3 separate regions of the Homo sapiens genome follow, and regions 1 and 3 are each linked to region 2. The links are chromatin contacts, found by Hi-C or POLR2A ChIA-PET in ENCODE. All regions are on one chromosome and are shown on one strand. Each heading gives the region's core, a stretch centred on a gene start or an enhancer-like site at or near the end of the contact. The rest is flanking DNA. Distances are from core to core; before and after follow the strand shown. Region 1 holds the start of GRIPAP1 (GRIP1 associated protein 1). Region 2 holds the start of USP27X (ubiquitin specific peptidase 27 X-linked). Region 3 holds the start of PLP2 (proteolipid protein 2).

What was found. Hi-C counts contacts between places; a loop is a spot of excess contacts on that map. ChIA-PET counts read pairs that join two places held with the same protein, here RNA polymerase II (POLR2A). Pooled maps may share reads with other maps.
Region 1: a pooled map shows a loop between it and region 2 (11-fold over the local background). The contact joins the promoter of GRIPAP1 here to the promoter of USP27X in region 2. A Hi-C loop is called at or near these places in 7 of 50 pooled maps.
Region 3: a pooled map shows a loop between it and region 2 (5-fold over the local background). The contact joins the promoter of PLP2 here to the promoter of USP27X in region 2. A Hi-C loop is called at or near these places in 2 of 168 maps with a recorded cell type or tissue (CD8-positive, alpha-beta T cell and naive thymus-derived CD4-positive, alpha-beta T cell) and 8 of 50 pooled maps. POLR2A ChIA-PET finds 5 or more read pairs at or near these places in 1 of 52 experiments (WTC11).

What each region holds. Positions count from the first base shown.
Region 1 is chrX:49,000,059-49,004,823 of GRCh38, forward strand. GRIPAP1 (GRIP1 associated protein 1) reads right to left here and starts at 2,206. Exons shown (of 26, transcript NM_020137.5): 1 at 2,130-2,206. The coding sequence starts at 2,171. RefSeq lists an enhancer at 2,215-2,324 and a cis regulatory region at 3,597-4,097.
Region 2 is chrX:49,876,487-49,881,193 of GRCh38, forward strand. It overlaps USP27X (ubiquitin specific peptidase 27 X-linked), which reads left to right and starts at 2,998. Exons shown (of 1, transcript NM_001145073.3): 1 at 2,998-4,707. The coding sequence starts at 3,822. It overlaps USP27X-DT (USP27X divergent transcript), which reads right to left and starts at 2,870. Exons shown (of 2, transcript NR_026742.1): 1 at 2,605-2,870; 2 at 238-2,261. RefSeq lists silencers at 2,820-3,229, 3,270-3,349.
Region 3 is chrX:49,169,919-49,174,249 of GRCh38, forward strand. PLP2 (proteolipid protein 2) reads left to right here and starts at 1,980. Exons shown (of 5, transcript NM_002668.3): 1 at 1,980-2,178; 2 at 3,211-3,363; 3 at 3,470-3,565. The coding sequence starts at 2,083. RefSeq lists silencers at 1,857-1,956, 2,477-2,676.

The sequences.
Region 1 (4,765 bases), core at 956-3,455, 880 kb before region 2:
AGGCCCCCTTCAATAATTAAGGGAGGACCAGGTGCGGTGGCTCACACCTGTCATCCCAGCACTTTGGGAGGCCAAGGCGGGTGGGTCACGAGGTAAGGAATTCAAAATCAGCCTGCCCAATATGGTGAAACCCCGTCTCCACTAAAAATATAAAAAATTAGCCGGGTGTGGTGGCGCACACCTGTAGTCCCAGCTACTCGGGAGGCTGAGGCAGGAGAATCGCTTGAACCTGGGAGGTGGAGGTTGCAGTGAGCCGAGATTGTGCCACTGCACTCCAGCCTGGGTGACAGAGTGAGACTCTGTCTCAAAAAAAAAAAAAAAAAAAAAAAAAAAAAAGAATTAAGGGAAAGTGCCAGGCGCAGTGGCTGACACCTGTAATCCAAACACTTTCGGAGGCCAAAGTGGGCAGATCACTTGAGGTCAGGAGTTCAAGACCAGCCTGGCCAACATGGTGAAACCTCATCTCTACTAAAAATACAAAAATTAGCTGGGCGTGGTGGTACGCACCTGTAATCCCAGCTACTAGGGAAGCTGAGATAGGAGAATCACTTGAACCCGGGAGGTGGAGGTTGCAGTGAGCTGAGATCGTGCCACTGCACACTATAGCCTGGGTGACAGAGAAAGACTCTGTCTCAAAAAAAAAGAAAAAGAAAAAGAATTAAGCATCCTCCTCCCTACCAGCCCTATAGGACCCTGAGGCTGGTTCTACCCAGCAAGGCCGGTTCCTTCCCATTAAGGAACTTACTGTTCCTTCCCCTACCAGGACTTTTCCCTCCCTCCCACGCCACCAGCCTCCACTCACTGTTCTCTGGTAGTCTGCTCAAGGTCAGAGGGCTTGGCCTTCACAGAATCTTTCCTACTCCTGTCCTCTCCAGGACCCAGTGATCTGTCTCTCCAAGTACTGGTCCAAGTGGAATATCCTTTGTACCCCCCGAGACTTGCCCCCCAACAAAGCCCAGTAGTTCTCCCTCATTCATGGCCCAGTGGGATCAATGTTCCTCATTCAAGGGTATTCCCACTCCCCTCAAGATCTCCCCAGTCATGATCCATTGGGAATGGCCCTACACCCTTCAGGGTAGGCCTCTACAAGGCCTTGGGTAGGCCAGTTGGATGACTCTTACTCACTTAGAATCCCTTTCAGATGACAGTGGTCTTCCCCATTCATGGGTTAATCAACTCGCCCTTCCATTCTCAGTGTCCCTCACACAGGGACAGCTGGTTTCCCTCATTCAAGGACCAATTGGATTACCTGTCCTCCCTCAGAGTTCCTCCCCTCCCCATGCAGGACCCTGTTCAGACCCCCCCCCCAGTGAGGAACCCTCTCAACAAGGGCCCATTCATAGTGCAATGCTATGGCCTTTCATTGCATCTCAGAGTCCCCCCAAAAGAATCAAGTGGGGGTACCTCCCCAAAGCCCAGTGATCTTCCCTCCTTGTAGTCCAAGGTATCAATCTTTTACCCCTCTGGTCCTCCCCCCAGTTAATGGGATTAATGGTATTACCCATTCATGGCCTTCTTCACCCCAGGCCTAATGGGATCACCCTTAATCATCCAATGGTGCCGCCCCCTCTTAGGATGCACTACCAACCACCAATGGCACAGGATCTCCACCTCCCAGGAACAATGACAACATCTGGGGTCTTTCCCCAATCCCCGGGCACAGTGGTATCTCCCCCAAAACTTACCACCTCCCACCCGCTAATGGTTCTGCCCTCTCAAGGGCTCCCACCACCATGACGCAAACGACCCAACACCCGCTTCCTTCCTCTCCAGACAAAATGGTTTCGCCTTCTCAGGATCTCCTTCCCTCAAAGCCCATTATCATCACCCGCCGACGGTGTCCCCTGCACGGGCCCAAAAGTCTCGTCCCCTCCAGGTCTGAGTAAGGTACCGCCTACTTAATGGCGCTCTCCCAGCCCACAATGCTAACAGAGTCCAACCTTCAAAGCCGCAGAGTATCTCGGAATCCAATAGTCTCACCACTCCGAGCCTCAGTTTCCCTTCTCCAGACCCACCCCATAAACTCAGGGTCCATCCCAACCAACCCCTTCTCAGAGCTGATAGCACGACCTCTCGCTACCCCGCCCCCGGTCGCCTAGCCGGGTGGTCTTTCCCACCGCGAGCGGCACCTGCATCCGCTGAAACTCCTCCTCAGACAGAGCTTGCGCCATGTTCCTCCCCCCACCCCCCCGCCAGCTTTCTGCGCAGACGCAGCTCGCGCCTCCTGGCAGTATTAAGGTCGGACCAAACCACTGGCCAGGAATGGAGGGGGTAGAACCTAATTCCGAAGGGCAGCATTTTGGAGACGCAGAGAAGAGAACGAAACCGACGAGTCAGGTGAACTGTAATACAACGTTCTACCCGAATGTAAGTCATCTGATTGGCTTTTGGACTCTTCTAGGCCACCCATTGTGATACGACATTATTACATCCCCGTTTCATGGGTGGACTCGTCGCTAGGGAAGTCTTTGCCGACAGAAAATCACCCTTCCGCGGTATTCCTTTAATGAGAATGGGTAACTTAATAACCATAGAAATGAAAGCGGAAGCTTCGCTCTGGTCTTGTTCCCGCCCCTCCTCCGGGAGACCCCAAAGGGGAATCCCACCTCTTGTAAAGCCTTTGGCCTTTTTTTTTTTTTTTTTTTTTAAGGTTTGACACTTATTTTGTTATCATGATACTGCATGTCACGTTAGGTAAAGGACTTAGCCACCAATAAAAATAGCAGAGTGGAAAGAGTGACAGTGAATCAAACGAAAAAGCTACATTAAAACAAAACAAAAACAAAAAACAAACCAGGGTGGTGAAACACCAGGCTCATTCAAGTATTAGAATTCACTATAACCCTCACCGATCTGAGAGTAAGAAATGGTATCTCAGTGTAGTTTTTTTCTTATTTTCTTTTTTCTTTCTGTTTTTGTTGTTGTTGTTGTTGTTGTTTTTCTTTTTTGAGACGGAGTTTCACTTTTGTTGCCCAGGCTGGAGTGCAGTGGCACGATATCCGATCACAGCAACCTCCGCTTGGCGAGTTCAAGCGATTCTCCTGCCTCAGCCTCCCGAGTAGCTGGGATTACAGGCGCCCGCCACCTCGTCCGGGTAATTTTTTTTTTTTTTTTTAGTAGAGACGGGGTTTCTCCATATTGGTCAGGCCGGTCTCGAACTCCCGACCTCAGGTAGTCCGCCCGCCTCGGCCTCCCAGAGTGCTGGGATTAAGGCGTGAGCCACCGCGCCCAGCCTTCTTATTTTCGTAGAATTTAATGATTTCCCTGCTGTGGAAAAATATTTCCAGCAGGGCCGGGCGCGGTGGCTCACGCCTGTAATCCCAGCACTTTGGGAGGCCAAGGAGGGCTGTTCACTTGCGGTCAGGAGTTCGAGACTAACCTGGCCAACATGGTGAAACCCCATCTCTACTAAAAACACAAAAATTGGCCGGGTGTGGTGGTGGGCGCCTGTAATCCCAGCTACTCGGAAGGCTGAGGCACGAGAATCGCTTGAACCCGCCAGGCAGAGGTTGCGGTGAGCCGAGATCGCACCACTACACTCCAGCCTGGGGGATAGAGCGAGACTCTGTCTCCAAGAAAAGAAAGAAAAAGAAAAGTATTGCCAGCCAGGACTCTTTGATTTCTTTCTTGATTTAATTGACTTTATTGAAAGATAACGCTATTGATCTGTCTATATACATAAATGCACCCATTTTAAGGGTACAATTTAGTGAGCTTTGTCTAATGTATACAACCTTGTAACCACCATCACAAGCAAGATAGGGAACATTGATTTCTTTGTATCCTATCCCAAACCCCACCCCCTATCCCAGGTAACCAATGATTGGCTTCCTGTTACTGGATTACATTTCTCTTGCAGAGTTTCATGCAAATAGAATGAGACAGGATGTATCCTTTTCTGTCTGGCTTCTTTCACTCATCATAATCCTTTTGAGATTCATCCAAGTTGTTTCGTGTATAAGTATCTTTTTTTCTTTTTATTGACTAGTAAAATTCCATAGTATGGGCCGGGCGGGCTCAGTGGCTCACGCCTGTAATCCCAGCACTTTGGGAGGCCGAGGCAGGTGTATCACCTGAGGTCAGGAGTGCAAGACCAGCCCAGCCAGCATGGTGAAACCACATCTGTACTAAAAATACAAAAATAAGCTAGGAGTGATGGTACACGCCTGTAATCACAGCTACTCAGGAGGCTGAGGCATGAGAATCGCTTGAACCCAAGAGGTGGAGGGTGCAGTGAGCCGAGATCGTGCCACTGCACTCCAGCCTTAGCGATAGAGGGGAAAACTCTGTCTCAAAAACAAAACAAAACAAAACAAAATCCATAGTATGACTATACCACAATTTGTTTATCCATTCTCTTAGTGTAGTTTTAATTTGTGTTTCTCTTATTATGAGTGAGATTCACCACCTTGTCCTATGTTTATTTTATTTTTAATTTTTATTTATTTGTTTTTTTGAGACGGAGTTTCACTCTTGTTGCCCAGGCTGGAGTGCATTGGCGCGATCTCAGCTCACTGCAACCTCCGCCTCCCAGGTTCAAGCAATTCTCCTGCCTCAGCCTCCCAAGTAGGTGGGATTACAGGCGCCTGCCACCATGCCCGACTAATTTTTGTATTTTTAGTAGAGACAGGGTTTTACCACATTGGTCAGGCTGGTCTTGAACTCCTGACCTCAGGCGATCCACCTGCCTCGGCCTCCCAAAGTGCTGGGATTACAGGCATGAGCCACCGTGCCCGAACTTATTTTATTTCATTTTATTTTATTT
Region 2 (4,707 bases), core at 1,748-4,247:
AAAATATATACACATTTTTGCTGCAGAGAAATACGATAGGATAATCAAAAACATTTCAAGTGAAAAAACAGACAATTATTGAGACAAAATTCTGTTGGAAAAACAGAATGGAATTAAGAGCTGAGAAAAGGGAAAATGTACAACTTCCAAGTATCAAAGAAGAGCTCAGTTATACATTTTTAAAACAGATGATGGTGGCTCTCAAGTCACTAAGGTATTTAGGTTTCACCGGATTCATGTGAAATAGTGACATAACAGTTTTATTTTTGAATATTAACATTTGTCACAAATTACATTATTTGTAGCCAATTGACATTTGTGATGCAAAATATCAGACATCAACCCAAAAATGTGTGAAGGAGCACACGTTTTTCTTAATATTTTTAGAGAGCATTTTATATAAACCAATAGTTTTATATAAACATACAAAACATATATGAGGAATTGTCATTTACTCTTTTGCCACCTTGTGGTCAGAGTTGGATTTATCACCCAGGTGCATCTACTGCGAAGGAGAGCTGTCTCTCCTAAGGATAGCCCCAACTGCCTGCATTCTGTCAGATCTTTGTGAGGCAGAGATGGTAACATTTGCTAGGATCTGGGTCCAGATCCACATAAGGACAAAGCATCTAAAGATTTTGGTGACACCCTCCACACGTGATTCAAAACAAAAGCATCATGTAATCAGGAAATGAATGTAAGGAAGTACAACAAAGTTCTGATTTTTCCCACGAGGACTACTTAAAAAAAATCAAATGTCAAACTGTTTCTGGTATTTTTTCTTTTTTGATTTTTTGTCTTTGGTGCCTCTTCTCTGCTAGTGACATAGACTTTCCTTAGTGTGCCTTTTGGGGAAGCCATCCCTGATTTCAGTAGCCCTGGAGTAAGTTGGAGTGCTGTGTCCACAGCTCTTGGTACATCTGGCCCTCGGTCAGTGCAGAATAAACATTTGTTGAGTGAATGGTGACAGAGCCCTCCATTTTCAGAACACGCTGGCCTGGGCAGAGTCCAGGTGGACCTATGGGCTTCTGCAGGAAGTTGATCACTAAGTCAACAAGTTACCATGGCTAATCTTCAATGGTAGACAGTCCCAGGTACACAGAGATCTTTAGGTCTTTTTGTTGTCAGTCTGGAGGTGGGATGAGAGTATCCTCCACCCCCTCATCCATGACCTCGGTTGTTTTTAGCAGCAGCAGCAGCAGCAGGATTCCTTCAGTGAGTGTGCTAGTTGCAGTTCCTCTGGTTGCAGGCCACAAAGGGCAGGCATTTATTGAAAGGATGCTGGGGTGCTTCAAGGAATTGAAGCAAGAGCTGACTCAGGAAGGGTAGGGCCCAGGGCAACCCTCAGTTTTATGGGAACCACGCATCCTCCTTTCAAGGGCTCCTGATTCCTGAGGCCCAACTCCTGCTGCTAACCCTAGGAGGCCTCCCCATCCCCTCCCTAGAGGAAGGGGCCAGGTGGAGAGCTGATGTCCAGTGCTGAGCAAGGAGAATGTTGCTAGGGTATGTATACTCAGGCAGCACAGCCACACAAGCCAGACAGCGTGCACTAGGCTACAGCCAGCCACCACCAGGATTAGGGGACTAGACTCTTCCTAGAACACTCTTTCTCCTCCTACTCCTGTCCTGATGCCTGCCCTGGGCTGCACTCTCTGGGACCAGCAGCTACAGCCCGACACCCTCGAGCCATGACCCAGGTCTGAGCCACTTGCTCTGGGCACACTCCTCGTGGGCTCTGGGGTGCTGCTGCCCAGTGCCAGCAGCCCCTTGGCACAGGGGTTCCCAGAGGCCTCTCAGCCTCATGTCCGACTCCCTCTCCCTGCTGGCAGCTCCACAGGCTTCTTTCCACTTCCACCTGCTGCCCCCCTCCCCCGGGATGCTGCCAGGGCTTAAGGGTCTTGGGAGTGTGTCCTGTAGTTTAGGCCCCCTCTCAGCTGTAGGGGAAGTGCCAGCTGTAGGGATGGCCTTGTCGTGCCTCGTCCCTCCAGCTGGCCTTGGAGAGAAGAGGTGGATTGTGCCATCGGGCTGCTCAGCGTCTGCTGGGCCAGGAGGCCGGCTGTCAAGCCATTAACCCACCCGTGGCCTTGGGAGCCCAGGAGGACGCGAGCAGCAGGCCCAGACCCTGCAGAGCGCTGATAAGATGGGCCAGGGACGCGCCTCTCCAGGCCCAGCGGCCTTGGTAGCCCGGCCCCCCCGGAGCTGGGGTCCAGGCCTCCCCAGAACTGCAGCTGGAGCTTCATCCTTTTCGGGAAGCGCAGGACCTGGCGTGGGAAGGGAGACAGGGACGAGGCTAGAGGCAGGCTCGGCCGCCGAAATGATGGCCTGTCACGGCTTCTGCCTGCGCTCCCTAGGACCCCCCTCAGAGGGGACATTTCACAGCCTCAGAAACATTTCTGGACTTGGCACCCGCTCGGCCCCCAGCCCCGCAGTGGCCGAGGGAAGCCTGCATAGACGAGGGGAAGGACGAGGAGAGGGGAGGAGACGATGAAGGGGGTCAGAGCAGCGATTGGAGCCGAGAGCTGGAAGCGCCTTAAAGAGACTGCGCGGTCCCCGCCCCCCTTCCCGCCAGCCTCAATGAATTAGAGCTGTGTTTCCCAAACTTGCCTGATCATAAGCAGCCTCTGGGGCCCTAGTTAGAGATACAGGTTCCGGAGTACCTCCCTTCGAGATTCTGATTCAGTAGGCCTGCGGGTGGAGCCAAGGAATCTGTAATTTTAACACGCTCCCCACGTGATTCTCGTGAACAAGCAAGTTTGGAAAATACTGAATTAAAGGAAACGGGGCCTGGCTGCAGAAGCAGCCTCCACTAGGGGGCTTCGGCGGGAGGATTCCCGGGGGCGTCGCCTGCTTCCGCCGCCGCCTCCTTCAGTGAAAGTCCCTTTTGGGTCCAGCTGCCACAGCCACCGCGCTCCCTCAGGCCGGGCGGGGGACACCCCAGGTCTGCGTGGCCCCCGCGCCGCCACGCCCAGTGGCCGCCCGAGCCCTGCGAGCAGGGGGAGGAGCCGCCGCCAGTGGAGGCGGAGGAGGTAGAGGAGGCGGAGACGGCGGAGAAGGCGGAGAGGAAGGTGGAGGCGGAGGCGAAGGTGGAGGGGAAGGCGGAGGCGGCGGGGAAGGCGGAGGCGGCGGGGAAGGTGGACGCCACCGAGAAGGTGGAGACGGCGGGGAAGGTGGACGCCGCTGGGAAGGTGGAGACGGCGGAGGGTCCGGGCCGCCGGGCTGAGCTCAAGCTGGAGCCCGAACCCGAGCCGGTCCGGGAGGCGGAGCAGGAGCCGAAGCAGGAGCTGGAGGATGAGAACCCAGCGCGGAGCGGCGGTGGCGGCAACAGCGACGAGGTTCCTCCCCCCACCCTTCCCTCCGATCCACCGCGGCCCCCCGATCCCTCTCCGCGTCGCAGTCGTGCGCCGCGCCGCCGACCCCGGCCCCGGCCCCAGACCCGGCTCCGTACCCCGCCGCAGCCTAGGCCCCGGCCCCCGCCCCGGCCCCGGCCCCGGCGCGGCCCTGGGGGCGGATGCCTGGATGTGGATTTTGCCGTGGGGCCACCAGGCTGTTCTCACGTGAACAGCTTTAAGGTGGGAGAGAACTGGAGGCAGGAACTGCGGGTTATCTACCAGTGCTTCGTGTGGTGTGGAACCCCAGAGACCAGGAAAAGCAAGGCAAAGTCCTGCATCTGCCATGTGTGTGGCACCCATCTGAACAGACTCCACTCTTGCCTTTCCTGTGTCTTCTTTGGCTGCTTCACGGAGAAACACATTCACGAGCACGCAGAGACGAAACAACACAACTTAGCAGTAGACCTGTATTACGGAGGTATATACTGCTTTATGTGTAAGGACTATGTATATGACAAAGACATTGAGCAAATTGCCAAAGAAGAGCAAGGAGAAGCTTTGAAATTACAAGCCTCCACCTCAACAGAGGTTTCTCACCAGCAGTGTTCAGTGCCAGGCCTTGGTGAGAAATTCCCAACCTGGGAAACAACCAAACCAGAATTAGAACTGCTGGGGCACAACCCGAGGAGAAGAAGAATCACCTCCAGCTTTACGATCGGTTTAAGAGGACTCATCAATCTTGGCAACACGTGCTTTATGAACTGCATTGTCCAGGCCCTCACCCACACGCCGATACTGAGAGATTTCTTTCTCTCTGACAGGCACCGATGTGAGATGCCGAGTCCCGAGTTGTGTCTGGTCTGTGAGATGTCGTCGCTGTTTCGGGAGTTGTATTCTGGAAACCCGTCTCCTCATGTGCCCTATAAGTTACTGCACCTGGTGTGGATACATGCCCGCCATTTAGCAGGGTACAGGCAACAGGATGCCCACGAGTTCCTCATTGCAGCGTTAGATGTCCTGCACAGGCACTGCAAAGGTGATGATGTCGGGAAGGCGGCCAACAATCCCAACCACTGTAACTGCATCATAGACCAAATCTTCACAGGTGGCCTGCAGTCTGATGTCACCTGTCAAGCCTGCCATGGCGTCTCCACCACGATAGACCCATGCTGGGACATTAGTTTGGACTTGCCTGGCTCTTGCACCTCCTTCTGGCCCATGAGCCCAGGGAGGGAGAGCAGTGTGAACGGGGAAAGCCACATACCAGGAATCACCACCCTCACGGACTGCTTGCGGAGGTTTACGAGGCCAGAGCACTTAGGAAGCAGTGCCAAAATCAAATGTGGTAGTTGCCAAAGCTACCAGGAATCTACCAAAC
Region 3 (4,331 bases), core at 730-3,229, 710 kb before region 2:
CTATTCCTCATGTACGATTGTGCTGACTGGCCCCTCTCTTCAGAACCAGGAAACTGAGGCCCAACATTTAGGGCCAGGACTTCCTTGGGATTGCAGAACACAGAATCAGACCTTGGGCTCTCTGGGCTCTAACACTACTACAAAATATGTTTTTTTAAAATAGAGACAAGCTCTCACTACGTTGCCCAGGCTGGTCTCGAACTCTTGAGCTGAAGTGATTCTCCTACCTCGGCCTCCCAAAGTGCTAGGATTACAGGCATGAGCCACTGCTCCTGGCCTTGGGCTCTAACACTTGAAACAATGCTTGCCCTATTTCTGAGCAACTCAATGCTCACCAACCCCTATTCTCACACAGCCTTTACACTGGCAGGGTCTTATTCTCATCACTGCTCAGAGGTTTATTCCACTGTCCACAATCCATTATCCAAAAACAAAAAGCTCTGGAAACTGATGGTTTTCCCACAAGATAGGCACTATTTGGTTACAAAACCTGACCTGATCTAACGAGGAACAATTTTCTTTCTTCCTTTCTTTTTGTTTTTCCTTTTTTGGAGACAGGGTCTTGCTCTGTTGCCCAGGCAGGAGTGCAGTGGTCTGATCATGGTTCACTGCAGCCTTGAACTCCCAGGCTCAAGCAATCCTCCCACCTCAGCCTCCCGAGTAGTTGGGATTACAGGCACGTGCCACCATGCCTGGGCTAATTTTTTTCTTTTTTCTTTTTTTTTTTTTTTTTTGAGACGGAGTCTTGCTCTGTCGCCCAGGCTGGAGTGCAGTGGCGCAATCTTGGCTCACTACAACCTCCACCTCCCAGGTTCAAGCGATTCTCCTGCCTCAGCCTCCTGACTAGCTGGGATTATAGGCGAGCGCCACCACACCCGGTTCATTTTTTGTGTATTTTTAGTAGAGACGGGGTTTCACCATGTTGGACAGGCTGGTCTCGAACTCCTGACCTCGTGATCTGCCCACCTCGGCCTCCCAAACTGCTGGGATTATAGGCTTGAGCCACCGCGTCCGGCCGCCTGGGCTAATTTTTAAAATTATTTGTAGAGATGAGGTCTCACTGTGTTGCCGAGGTTGATCTCCAACTCTTGGGCTCAAGCGATCCTCCCACCTGAGGCTCCCAGAGTGTTGGGATTACTGGCATGAGCCACTGCGCCCAGCCGAGGAACACTTTTCAATCCTTACCCAGTTATTGTGAACGTTCATACCTTTTCTTGAAGAAATACCGTTTTTGTTGTTGTTGTTGTTTTTGAGACGTAGTTTCGCTCTTGTTGCCCAGACTGGAGTGCAATGGCATGATCTTGGCTCACCGCAACCTCTGCCTCCCGGGTTCAAGCGATTCTCCTGCCTCAGCCTTCCGAGTAGCTGGGATTACAGGCATGCGTCACCGTGCCCAGCTAATTTTTGTATTTTTAGTAGAGACGGTGTTTCTCCATGTTGGTCAGGCTGGTCTCGAACTCCCGACCTCAGGTGATCCACCCGCCTCGGCCTCCCAGTGTTGGGATTACAGGCGTGAGCCACCGCGCCTGGCCCTTTTTTTTTTTTTTTGTAACGCGGCAGCTCCAAACCCCGCTGAGAGTATATGCATGGGAAAACTTTCTGAAATCAAAAATATTCCGAATTCTGGCAACATACTGGGCCCCAAGTCTTTCGGATTTAACTCTGCCTCGGCCGTTTTATTCAGTTAAGGAAACTGAGTCACTCCATCCCAAAGCCAGATTCCCGCGGTTCTAAGCTGAAGCTGTCTCGGGTGCATTTGCATTCCAAAAAGGCGAAGGGTCCCGCTATTACTGCTCCTGGTACCTGGAGCTGCCAAGCACCCCTGCGATGGGGCGCCCCGGGGGCTGTGCGCCAGGCTGGGAGTATCCTTGGGGGGCGGGGCGAGGGGGCTTCCGGGGCGGCAGCCACCTGGCCCGGCTCCGGCCCCGCCCGCGTCAGCTCTGCGCGGTGATTCACTCCCTCCTTCGCCCCGGGGCCCCCTTCCCGGCCAGACGGCGGGCAAGACAGCTGGGTGTACAGCGTCCTCGAAACCACGAGCAAGTGAGCAGATCCTCCGAGGCACCAGGGACTCCAGCCCATGCCATGGCGGATTCTGAGCGCCTCTCGGCTCCTGGCTGCTGGGCCGCCTGCACCAACTTCTCGCGCACTCGAAAGGGAATCCTCCTGTTTGCTGAGATTGTGAGCGTTCTGGGGCAGGCGCGTGGGCAAAAGCGGGATGGGGTGGCTGGACCATGCGGAACTGGATGGTCCGGGTGAGGCAGGCACTTGGCCGGGGCGCTCGGCAGTGGGGTGCAGGTGGGTGGGTTCACGGTGGAGGCCCGAAACCCGGGGCGCAGGGCGAGTCGGTGGGGTTTGACGAAGGTTGTTGAGATCTGGTGGTCCCCGGGGTGAAGCAAGGAGCCTATAACGCATACGGAGGGCTACGTGGGGACAGCCTGCGTGAACTCATCAGTGGACGCATCGAAGGGGTCCCAGGGTGCTGGGAAGTGGGGGCCTCCTGTGGCAGGGCGTGGCGCGGCCTGGGCACAGGAGGGCGGGCTGGCAGCGCGCCCAGGGGCAGGGCCTGTTGGGGTGGGGCCCCCCCGCCCCGCGCTAGTCCCGCGGTGTAGAGCGCCCCGCCCTTCGCCAGTTCTTCCTCGCCCTTCAGAGGCCGGGCGGGATGTCCTTAGCTTTTCGGGGTTTCCACCCTTCTCAAAGTGGGCGCCGCCTTTGAGTCACTTGTAAAAGGGGTGCGGCGCCTTTAACGGAGTCCTGCCTCTCTGGTGTCACTCTCACCGCTTCCCAAAGGGGTTGCTGGGGGAACCGCGTGTTCCGCCCCGGTCAAGGCCACAAAGCTGGCGTCAGCGGGGCTCACAAAACACCTGGCAGCGCCACTCCCCTCAGGCTGCCCGTAACCTAGAAGGGAAAAGAGGAAACTGAGGCACCCAACTCTACTCCTTACTTGTTGGGTGACCCTGGCCAAGCCATTAAACCTCTCTGTGCCTCAGTTTTCTCGTCTATAAATTAGAAAGAGTAATAATAGTACCCAGAGCATTAGATTGTCGTGATGATTGAATTTGGAACACAGTGAGCACATAAAAAGTGTTTAGCTATTATTGTATGTCATTTCCCCAGCCCTCGTAGGCATCTTAGTATGGGACCCCCAATTTAAACCAATCTTCTCAGCCCTGGTTGCTGATTGAGGTCCCCTTTCCCATGTCACCCTTCCAGATATTATGCCTGGTGATCCTGATCTGCTTCAGTGCCTCCACACCAGGCTACTCCTCCCTGTCGGTGATTGAGATGATCCTTGCTGCTATTTTCTTTGTTGTCTACATGTGTGACCTGCACACCAAGATACCATTCATCAACTGGCCCTGGAGTGTGAGAAGGGGTCCACAATGGCAAGACCAGGGAGGGGTCTGGGCAGTTAGGATTGTCGGGGAACTGTGGTTGCTGACTTCCCTCTTCTCCTCCCTACACCTCACAGGATTTCTTCCGAACCCTCATAGCGGCAATCCTCTACCTGATCACCTCCATTGTTGTCCTTGTTGAGAGAGGAAACCACTCCAAAATCGTCGCAGGGGTAAAGGCCATGGGAGCAGCTCTGAAGCACAGAGCGAAGGGTTTGAGGAGCCAGGGACCATTTCTGCCTTTGCTTCTGGCAGAAATCGTGTGACCCACAGCAAGTCACACTTGTCCTCAGACATGGAGGAAAGTCTGGCCCAGGACTTGGTTTTGCCTCCCAAGGTCTTCATTTGCTGTGAAGGGAAGTCCCTTGTCAGACACAAGGACCTTGGTGAGAGGTACAAACAGGCGGCCCCTTTGTCAATGCACTAGACTACCATCTGCAAGAACTTTGTCCCAAATGTAGTAGAAATTGGGGCCGGGCGCAGTGGCTCATGCCTGTATTCCCAGCACTTTGGGAGGCTGAGGCCGAGGCAGGCAGATCACTTGAGGTCAGGAGTTCAAGACCAGCCTGGCCAACATGGCGAAACCCCATCTCCACTAAAAATACAAAAATCAGCCGGGCATGGTGGTGGGCGCCTATAGTCCCAGCTACTCAGGAGGCTGAGGCAGGAGAATCACTTGAACCCAGAAGACAAAGGTTGCAGTGAGCCAAGATCATGCCACTCACTCCAGCCCCAGTGACAGATGGGTGACAGAGTGATACTGTGTCTCAAAAAAAAAAAAAGTATGACTTGAATTGTGCCCCCTACGGGTAGGGCCACAGTGTGGCCTCCCTGTGTTGAGAGGTATAGGAGGAGGGAGAGTGGGGTAGGATGCACTCTCTTGGCCTTTCCCTGGCTTACCAACCCGGTGCTTGAGTCCCATCCTGCGTGGGGCAGGTG